Linked DNA regions of Homo sapiens: regions 2 and 3 are each linked to region 1. Evidence: chromatin contacts called from ENCODE Hi-C or POLR2A ChIA-PET data. All regions are on one chromosome and are shown on one strand. The core of a region is the stretch at or near the end of the contact, and the rest is flanking DNA. Distances in the headings are between cores, read along the strand shown. Region 1 holds the start of IRF2 (interferon regulatory factor 2). Region 2 overlaps PRIMPOL (primase and DNA directed polymerase). Region 3 has its middle 12 kb from the start of ENPP6.

What was found. A loop is a pair of places that touch in the nucleus more often than their neighbours do. ChIA-PET counts read pairs that join two places held with the same protein, here RNA polymerase II (POLR2A). Pooled maps may share reads with other maps.
Region 2: a loop to region 1 is called in a pooled map, with 3 times the contacts of the local background. The contact joins the enhancer-like site here to the promoter of IRF2 in region 1. A Hi-C loop is called at or near these places in 3 of 50 pooled maps. POLR2A ChIA-PET finds 5 or more read pairs at or near these places in 2 of 52 experiments (B cell and activated naive CD4-positive, alpha-beta T cell).
Region 3: a pooled map shows a loop between it and region 1 (4-fold over the local background). The contact joins the enhancer-like site here to the promoter of IRF2 in region 1. A Hi-C loop is called at or near these places in 6 of 50 pooled maps. POLR2A ChIA-PET finds 5 or more read pairs at or near these places in 6 of 52 experiments (GM10248, activated CD4-positive, alpha-beta T cell, activated CD4-positive, alpha-beta memory T cell and 2 more).

What each region holds. Positions count from the first base shown.
Region 1 is chr4:184,473,297-184,475,996 of GRCh38, reverse strand. IRF2 (interferon regulatory factor 2) reads left to right here and starts at 1,447. Exons shown (of 9, transcript NM_002199.4): 1 at 1,447-1,618. IRF2-DT (IRF2 divergent transcript) reads right to left here and starts at 1,195. Exons shown (of 1, transcript NR_186573.1): 1 at 1-1,195. RefSeq lists enhancers at 409-738, 1,089-1,278 and silencers at 1,309-1,428, 2,239-2,288, 2,369-2,700.
Region 2 is chr4:184,667,417-184,670,147 of GRCh38, reverse strand. All of the region lies in intron 6 of PRIMPOL (primase and DNA directed polymerase), which reads right to left. Among named protein-coding and RNA genes, the nearest start is that of PRIMPOL, 19 kb to the right of the region's middle. Within about 2 kb of position 1,432, at least 4 of the 41 ENCODE cell types and tissues checked have a DNase peak (open chromatin) inside an H3K27ac peak, as active enhancers do.
Region 3 is chr4:184,228,840-184,231,604 of GRCh38, reverse strand. No RefSeq gene overlaps it. Among named protein-coding and RNA genes, the nearest start is that of ENPP6, 12 kb to the right of the region's middle. Within about 2 kb of position 1,389, at least 3 of the 41 ENCODE cell types and tissues checked have a DNase peak (open chromatin) inside an H3K27ac peak, as active enhancers do.

The DNA of each region.
Region 1 (2,700 bases), core at 198-2,697:
ACTGCACCCGGCCTACCCTGTCTCTTAAAAAAAAAAAAAAGTGAGTATTATAATAGAGGGGATAAGGAATAATGTGTATGTGAGGTCTATTTCTGAGACCAGAGCCACAAAACAGAATCCTGCACCTTAGCCATTTTCTTACCACACGCGTTTTCTTGGATACTTCCATTTTTCCAGTCTATATAATTCAATACTTCTGTGACAGAGAGGTGTTGGAGTTTTTTGTTTTGCTTTTGTTTTTTCGCAACTCTTTACATACAAACAGCTATGGTCTCCCAGGAAGGAACTTCCTCTGTTGAGTACAGAAGTCTGGGAAAAGACTGGTGAAATTGCATGCGAGGAAGAAACAGGTCTAACTAAATGTGAATCTATACTTTTAAAGCAAGGGACCACAAAGGGTAGGTCCCAAGGAAGTTGCATTGCTTGCTGCACTTGTCACACGGGCTGTACTTTCTTCTCTCATTTATTTCCATTTACAGCGTTGAAAACTGAGGCCTTAGGCTTTGGTTGAAAACCGAGGCCAAGGGTGACCAGCCAGTGAGTTAAGGAGGCCCCAGCCGAACTTTGCTGGAAGTGCTCCAGCATAAAGCCTCTCTCCAGAACCAGCCGCCACTGAGACGTCTTGAAGTCAAAGTAACTCACACCCTTGTCCACCTCGCCCTGCGGTGAAGAAACTTCGGTCGCACAGGCTCCAGAACTCATCTTGGCGTGGGCTGTGACTTACTGGGGGATGGGCCTCCTTTTCGTTCTAGCTCCTAAATGGAGCGGAGCGCCAGGTGGTGTCAGAGGGGGCGGCGGCCCCTCCAATGGTGGCACCCTCAGCCACGGATAAGGTTCCAATTAGGTAAGGACGCAAGTAATGCTGTCGTTTCGGCTGACTGCTCCTTTCATTCCTTGGAGGTGGTCGGTGTCACAAAACGAATTTTCATTTACTCTCAACAGTCACACCAGCCCTGCTAACTGGATGGTCGCAGCCCCGTGCCTTCGCCGGACGCCCTCCTGGAACCTTCAGGCCACCCTGAGGATGGAGACTCGGGTGCCCGCTCTCCTCCCCTACCGCCGCGGGCCTGCGCCCCCCGCCCCGGACCCCGACTCGGACGTTCTAGCCGCACGTGCGGGCGCCCCTGGGTGCGAGCCGCGGACTCACGAGCCGCTGCTTGTTGCTCCCGCCGCCGCGACCTGGGGAAGCGAAAATGAAATTGACTTTTCCGAGAAATGATGAAAGCGGCGCTGCCCGCCAATGAGCTGCTGCGGCGAACTTCCGCACCTCCCGGCCGGGCCGCTCGCGCCCTCCCTCCGCCTCCACCTCCCGGTTGCACAAGCTTGAAACAAACACTGGGGAGGAAGGGCGGAGGGAGGAGGGCGGAGAGGGGAGGCGAGGGAGGGAGCGCGGCCGGAGGAGGGCGGGGGGTGGGGGGATTTCCAGCCGCGGCTCTTCGCAGTTTCCTCTCCTTGTTTTGCTTTCGATCTGGACTGTTCTCAGGCAAGCCGGGGAGTAACTTTTAGTTTTGCTCCTGCGATTATTCAACTGACGGGCTTTCATTTCCATTTCACATACCCTAGCAACACTTATACCTTGCGGAATTGTATTGGTAGCGTGAAAAAAGCACACTGAGAGGTAACATTTTTCAAATAATAGTTGTGACTGTGTGTGTTTCTCTCGAGGGCATGTTTCTGGGGACTGTGGGGGGCCGTGTGTGTATGCGTGTCCTGATGCCTTGACACGATGTTTTGCAGACGGAAAATGCCGGGGTTCATAAATATTAATACTGATTTTTGGAGGAACAGTCGGCGCAATTATGGATCATCTGATTTTAGGGGAAGCAGGTTCTGCTGCTGTTGCTGCTGCTACTGGGGCTGCTGAGGCTGCGAGGAGGAGGAGGAGGAGGAGGTAGAGAGGGAGGAGGAGGAGGAGGTTGGTGGAGGTTTAATTTCACTTTTGGATTTGCAGATGCGGAGAGGTGGCTCCATGGACACAGACCTGCTGTGTGTGCTTCTGCGCCCCAGGTGTTGTGTGTGGGGGTGCAGGTCAGCTGGAGTCGGGCCTCATTTAAAACAAAATTGTGTGTATGTGCGTGTTTGTGTGTGCGCGCGTGTGTGTGTGTGCAGCCACCGCCGCCACCGGATCCGAAGGAGGGGAGCGGGTCCTTCTCGGTGCCCGCGGCGGCGCCTCTCCAGGCTGCCTCCAGCGTAAATAAGCAGGCACCGCTCCCCGGCCGGGAGGAGCGCCTCCAGCCACGGCCAGAGGAAACTTGCTGGGGCGCCCCGCGGCGGTCCAGGGGCTCGCCTGCCTGCCGGGCTCGGGGTCGGGTCGCGGGCGTCGGGTGCCAGCGGCCGGGGCGGGAGGGCGGGCTCGGAGCCGGGCCGGGCGCCGGGCCTGGCCGACGCGCCCTGCTTCCTGGGGGCTGGGCCGCCGCCGCCGCCGCTCAGAAGGGACGCCGCGTCCTCCTTCCCGCCGGCCAGCGCCCGGTCGGGCCCTGGGGCTTTGTCATTGCACTTGTCCCAGCGCGCCAGGGGCTCGGGCGGCGCGTCCCAGGAAGGCACCGTGCCGAGGGGTCAGCCGCCCGGGCCGCGGCCTAGCGCCGTGCGCCCCCGGGTCCCCGCAGGCGCCCCCGGCCGGCCTCGCGCGCTGGGCCTGACCCGCCTCGGCTACGGAGCGGGCGAGGTGGGGGCGGGGAGCCTCCGGGGACCGAGCGGCGC
Region 2 (2,731 bases), core at 183-2,682, 190 kb before region 1:
AAACCACACTGCTTTCTACTTCCCTTCCAGGATCTTATTGCCCCCAACCCTCATGAGGACAGGAACTATCTAATTTGCTGGAAATAACTCAAAAGACTAGTCAGTCATAGAAATTTCAGGTATGACAGCAAACTGGCAGAAGAGTATTTTTAGGCAGATCAAGATCTATGATCTCTTACATTTAACTGAATTCTCTTTTCTGAAAGGCTGACAATAGCAACTAGAAATGTCATCAAAAGACACACTAAAGGAAGAAACAAGGAAAAATTCTGAATTACTTCATATTCTCTGCACCTCTGGCTCTGGCAGCTCCTAATTCTAGGGGAAAGGGGCTGAGCTGGCAGCCCAGGAGAAGGCCTGATCGCATCTCTCTAGCCACACTAGACCATTCACTGTCCCCAAATGAGCCACGCACTCTTATCTCTATAGTTTTGCTTATGTTGTTCTGACTGTAAAGGCTTTCTTACCTTTGACTATACAATGAAATCTTACTGAAAGCCCAGATGAATGCCATCTGCTTTCAGAAGATACCTGTAGCAGAAACTGCTGGTACCTCACAAATTTCTATTCTCTCCTTCTTCCTGAGCAAGAGATTCTCAGCTTTCGGCCTGTGGCTAGTAGCCATGGAGCAGACGATGACCAGTACACGGCAAGCAAAGAAACAGCCTGTTTGGCACTCTGCCTCCACACCCTGACGGCAGTCCCTCCTCACTATTCACGCTTCATTTGGAAGGGATTTATTCAGATACCACTGGGCATGAAGGCCACACACTGCAGAAAGGCAGCGAGCACGGGGGCTGGAGTCAGAGACAGCTCAGTGTCTGTTTTGGCTTTGCCATCTGCCAGCTCTGTGACTTTGGTCAAATCTAAACCTTAACATTCCCCAGCTGCTTAACAGGAGTAACAACAGCACCTACCTTTTGGAGTTGCTGTAAGGAGTAAACAAGAAAATGAAACTAAGGACTTAGCACAGTGCCTGGCACATGTAACTGCTTAAAAAGCCTTTGTTGTGCAGCCTTAGGACAAGTCCCTAAAGGTATTTATTAATGCCTTCTGAATGAATGCACGAATGGTAAGGAGGACCAGGTGAACAGACCACATCGTGTCAGACAGCAGCATCAGCAAGTGCAAAGGCCCAAGCGCTACAGAAAATGTGGCCCATGATAGGAGCTGAATGAAAAGGGCAGGGTGGCGGGAGATGAGGCTGCCGACTTGTATTTATAATCGCTTTTAATAATTAATAATATTAGTAATTAATAATATTATTAGTAATATTATTGATAATGATATTTTTATTATGGGCTAAGCTCTGGAAATACCAAAGTAAGAAACAGTCCCTGCCCTAGAGAAACATTAAGTAGAATAGAGGAGATGACAAAGAAAACAGGAAATGACCTCAGGAAGTGGTAAATGCTTTGACACCATAAGCCCTGGACGTTCTCTGCAACCCAGAGGAACACTAATCCAAGTAAGGCTTAGGGTTTGAGATATGACAGAAACAGCTTCTCACATAGCTTGACGTCTACAGAATCCTAACAGGCCAGGTGAATCTGGAGGCACAACGGTTTAGACAGCAGCATCAAAAGGTTCAAAGGCCCATGGACTAGAGGAAATGTGGCCCAGGACAGGAGCTGAATGCAAAGGGCAGGGTGGCAGAAGATGAGGCTGGAGCACAGCGGGCCTCGCTTTGCAAGCTACGGCATCCATGCTTTTGCCTGAAGGCAGCGAATAATCACTGGAGGGTTTGAGGCACACAGGTGGCAGAATCAGCGCACTCTAGCCAGCTGACTGGCTAAGTAGGGCGAGAGGCACAGAGAGGGCAAGGATGATACCAACGTGTCTACTTGGGTAACTGGTGACACCACTCACTGATACACACATCACGGAGAAGATGTGACTCTGGGGAAGGATGAGGAGCTCAGCACAGGACATGCCAAGTTGGAACCATCTGTGTGGGGAGTGTTTAGAGGCAGTTGGCTGGATGGGTCTGACGTCTAGAACAATCTGGGCTGAAGATAAAGATTTCAGAGTCATCAACATAGATGCATATCAAAGCCATGATGGTGGCTGATCATCAAGGGTGAGGATAGAGTGGGAAGAGGGTCAAAGATGGACTCTACCATTACTAATATCTGAAGGATTGTGAGAAAACATTTTAAATGGTTCATTTTCAAGCCATGATAAATCTAAGTACCGGCAGCCAGCCTGCAAATGTAACAAACCACACGGCTCATGCACCTAGAAAGTCTTAATAAGTGAACAGAATGTAGAGGAGGGGTCAGCCCATAAAAAGGAAGAAAGTTTGTTATTGGAAAATCAAAACTCAAGTGGGGAAGGGGATGGGGTATAACCTTATAAGGGGGATAATGAAACTTAGGTGATGTCTGGAAAGATTGTTAACCCCATAGTACTCAGCCAATGAGGAACTGGGGGAGGGACTTGCGTGCTAGGAGATAAATTACCTGCTGTAACTGCCCTGAATGTGCCTGTCTACCAGACACCCAATCTTGTAAGGCCGTTATTAAAAGTCTCACTTTCGGCCAGGCACGGTGGCTCACGCCTGTAATCCCAGCACTTTGGGAGGCCAAGGCGGGCAGATCACAAGGTCAGGGGATCAAGACCATCCTGGCTAACCTGGTGAAACTCCGCCTCTACTAAAAATACAAAAACTTAGCCGGGCATGGTGGCACACGCCTGTAGTCTCAGCTACTCGGGAGGCTGAGGCAGGAGA
Region 3 (2,765 bases), core at 140-2,639, 240 kb after region 1:
GGAAGTTCCAACACCTGAAATAGCAGCATGATTTCTAGGACACTGAAAGCGGGGGCTGGTATTTCTGTTTTCCTGTTCATATGGTGGTAGCTTGTGGCAACAGTATAAAAACATTTTACAATTCACTGGCTTTCAGCTTTGGAATTATGTAGTGTTTTATTTTTTCTGGGGTATTTGAATTCAAAATTTGCTTATACAGTGATTTTATTATAATTTTTGTGACACTATTTTAAGGAAATAACAGTGCATAAATGCAAGCACATTTAATTCTAGATATCAATGTTTTCATCTATAAACAGAGAAAAGTGAGAATGGCCCTACCTATTTGTATTGAGGTTCAAAAAAAATGAAAGAGCTTTGAAAACTATATACATGATTTCTCTAATGGAAAGATTTCCCTAATGGAAAGATTTCCTTATTTTTGCATATTGGAAACAATGCTTAGAATAAAAAAGACTTCCTTTTTTTTTTTTTCTTAAGATGGAGTCTTGCTCTGTCACCCAGGCTGGAATGCAGTGGCATGATCTCGGCTCACTGCAACCTCTGCCTCCTGGGTTCAAGCGGTTCTCCAGCCTCAGCCTCCCCAGTAGCTGGGACTACAGGTGCGTGCCACCACATCCAGCTAATTTTTTTCTTTTTAGTAGAAACCAGGTTTCACCATCTTGACCAGGCTGGTCTCAAACTCCTGACCTCAGGTGATCCACCCGCCTTGGCCTCCCAAAGTGCTGGGATTACAGGCATGAGCCACCATGCCCAGCTGGGACTTTTGTTTTTTAAAAGCAATTTATACTCGGAGGTGGAATTATTTTCTCTCACAAATGCCCAGGTTTGGGACCCACAGGATGGAAGGCAGGAGGGCTGAGCATTTGTGTATCTGGAAACCTCACCTCCTCCTGGGGGCTAAGGGCAGGGTTTAGTGATTTGCTGTGCCGAGCAGTGCGGTCTGTCTCCTCATCCAGGAGCTGCAGTGAAATGGCCCCACATTGCCCTCTCTGAGAAGGACTAGGGGACATTCTTTGCAATGAATGGGCCTATGTAGTCCCTCCAGTATCTGGGCGGGTAGAGTCCAGGGAGAGAAGGTGGAAGCTGACAACGGGCCCACATCTCTCAGATCCAGTGCTGCTTTCTGGGCTTTCTGGCTGGCCGGGGGCTGGCAGGGAGAGAGGGGCTCTGCGGTTTCGTGCCCAAACCCAGCATCTTCTGGGGACCTCACCCGTTCCTTCCCCGAATTGTGCTCCAGGTCTTAGTTACAGGAAGAAGCATTCAGCAGTCTGAGACTCTCTAAGTTCCTGCCCCCAGGAAACAGTGGTTACGGAAGCGGAGTTATTGCGTAGCTCCCTGGTCCTAGCCACGGTGCTGGAGGCTTGGCTTCCAGCCAAGCAAGAGTCCCACAGGGTTGAAGCCACCACAGAGAGGCTGCCCCGTGCGATCCAGAGATCATAGACTGGGTTGTTAGGGACTCTCTTTTCCTCCTTTCTTCCTTTGATCATACGTACTTGAAGCAACTCGTGAATTTGTTTCCCTTCTGAAGAATACATCTTCCAAGAGAATGTTCATTGTGTGTGTGTGTATGTGTGTGTGTGTGTGTGTGTGTGTGAGAGAGAGAGAGAGAGAGAGAGACAAAGAGAGTAAAGGGGTCTTGAAGGCTTGAGAACATTTTCATCAGACCCCTCAAATTTTCATGACAGTTTTAAGGCTAGCTTAATTCTTGTTCTTGTGTATACTATCTGCTTTTTATCTCTGGAAGCTTTTAAAATGTTCTTTGTGGCTTGCTGTCTTCAGTACTGAGGGGAGGGTTTCACTAGTCCTCCACTGGTTCTCCATCTATCATGCAATTCACAGAACAATTGATAGAACAAGCAGACTGCCCTTACAATCACCCCACTTCCCCCCAAATTCTAGGTGATCCCCCATCCCAGTGTGCCCGGGAGTGATGGCTTTCCTGGGACATGGGACTTTCAGTGCTATTACCAGGAAACTCTTAGGCAGATCAGAACAAGTTGGTCACCCCACCATACTACTTTTCTCCACTGGGCACCAGAGACCCTGATCCACTTAACAGATTCATTTATTCAACAAGTGCTTAGGGAGCCTTATTTTGTTCCAGGCTCTTGGAATACACAGTGAATAAAACAAAGATCTTTGCCCTCACTGAGCTAACATTAGAGCCAGAGGTAAGTGGACACAGACCATAAACAATAACCATAATAAAGAAGTCATCTATATAGTGTATTAAAAGGTGATAAACCTATTAAATATTACAAACCATAAAAAGCATTATAAGCTTTTCAGGATGTGCGGTTGCAACTTTAGATGGGATTAGACCTCATTGAGAAGATGACATGTAAACAAGGACTTGAAGAAAGTGAGGGAGCTATGTGGATGCGGGGGGAAGAGCATTCCCAGGTAGAGGAAATAGCCAGTGCAAAGGCCCAGAGGCAGAGAATATCTGGCTTGAGCTACTGTCAACAAGGAGGTTATTGCAAGTGGGACACACGCATGATTGAGATTAGTAGGAAAGGAGGTCAGTGTAATGGGAGGCAAGGTAGTATAGGGCTGGTTGACCACAATGAACACTCGGTTTTTTTTCTTTTCTTTTTTTTTTTAGACGGAGTCTCGCTCTGTCGCCCAGGCTGGAGTGCAGTGGCGCAATCTTGGCTCACTGCAACCTCTGACTCCTTGGTTCAAGCGATTCTCCTGCCTCAGCCTCCCGAGTAGCTGGGATTACAGGCATGCGCCACCAAGCCCAGCTGAAACACCCTGGT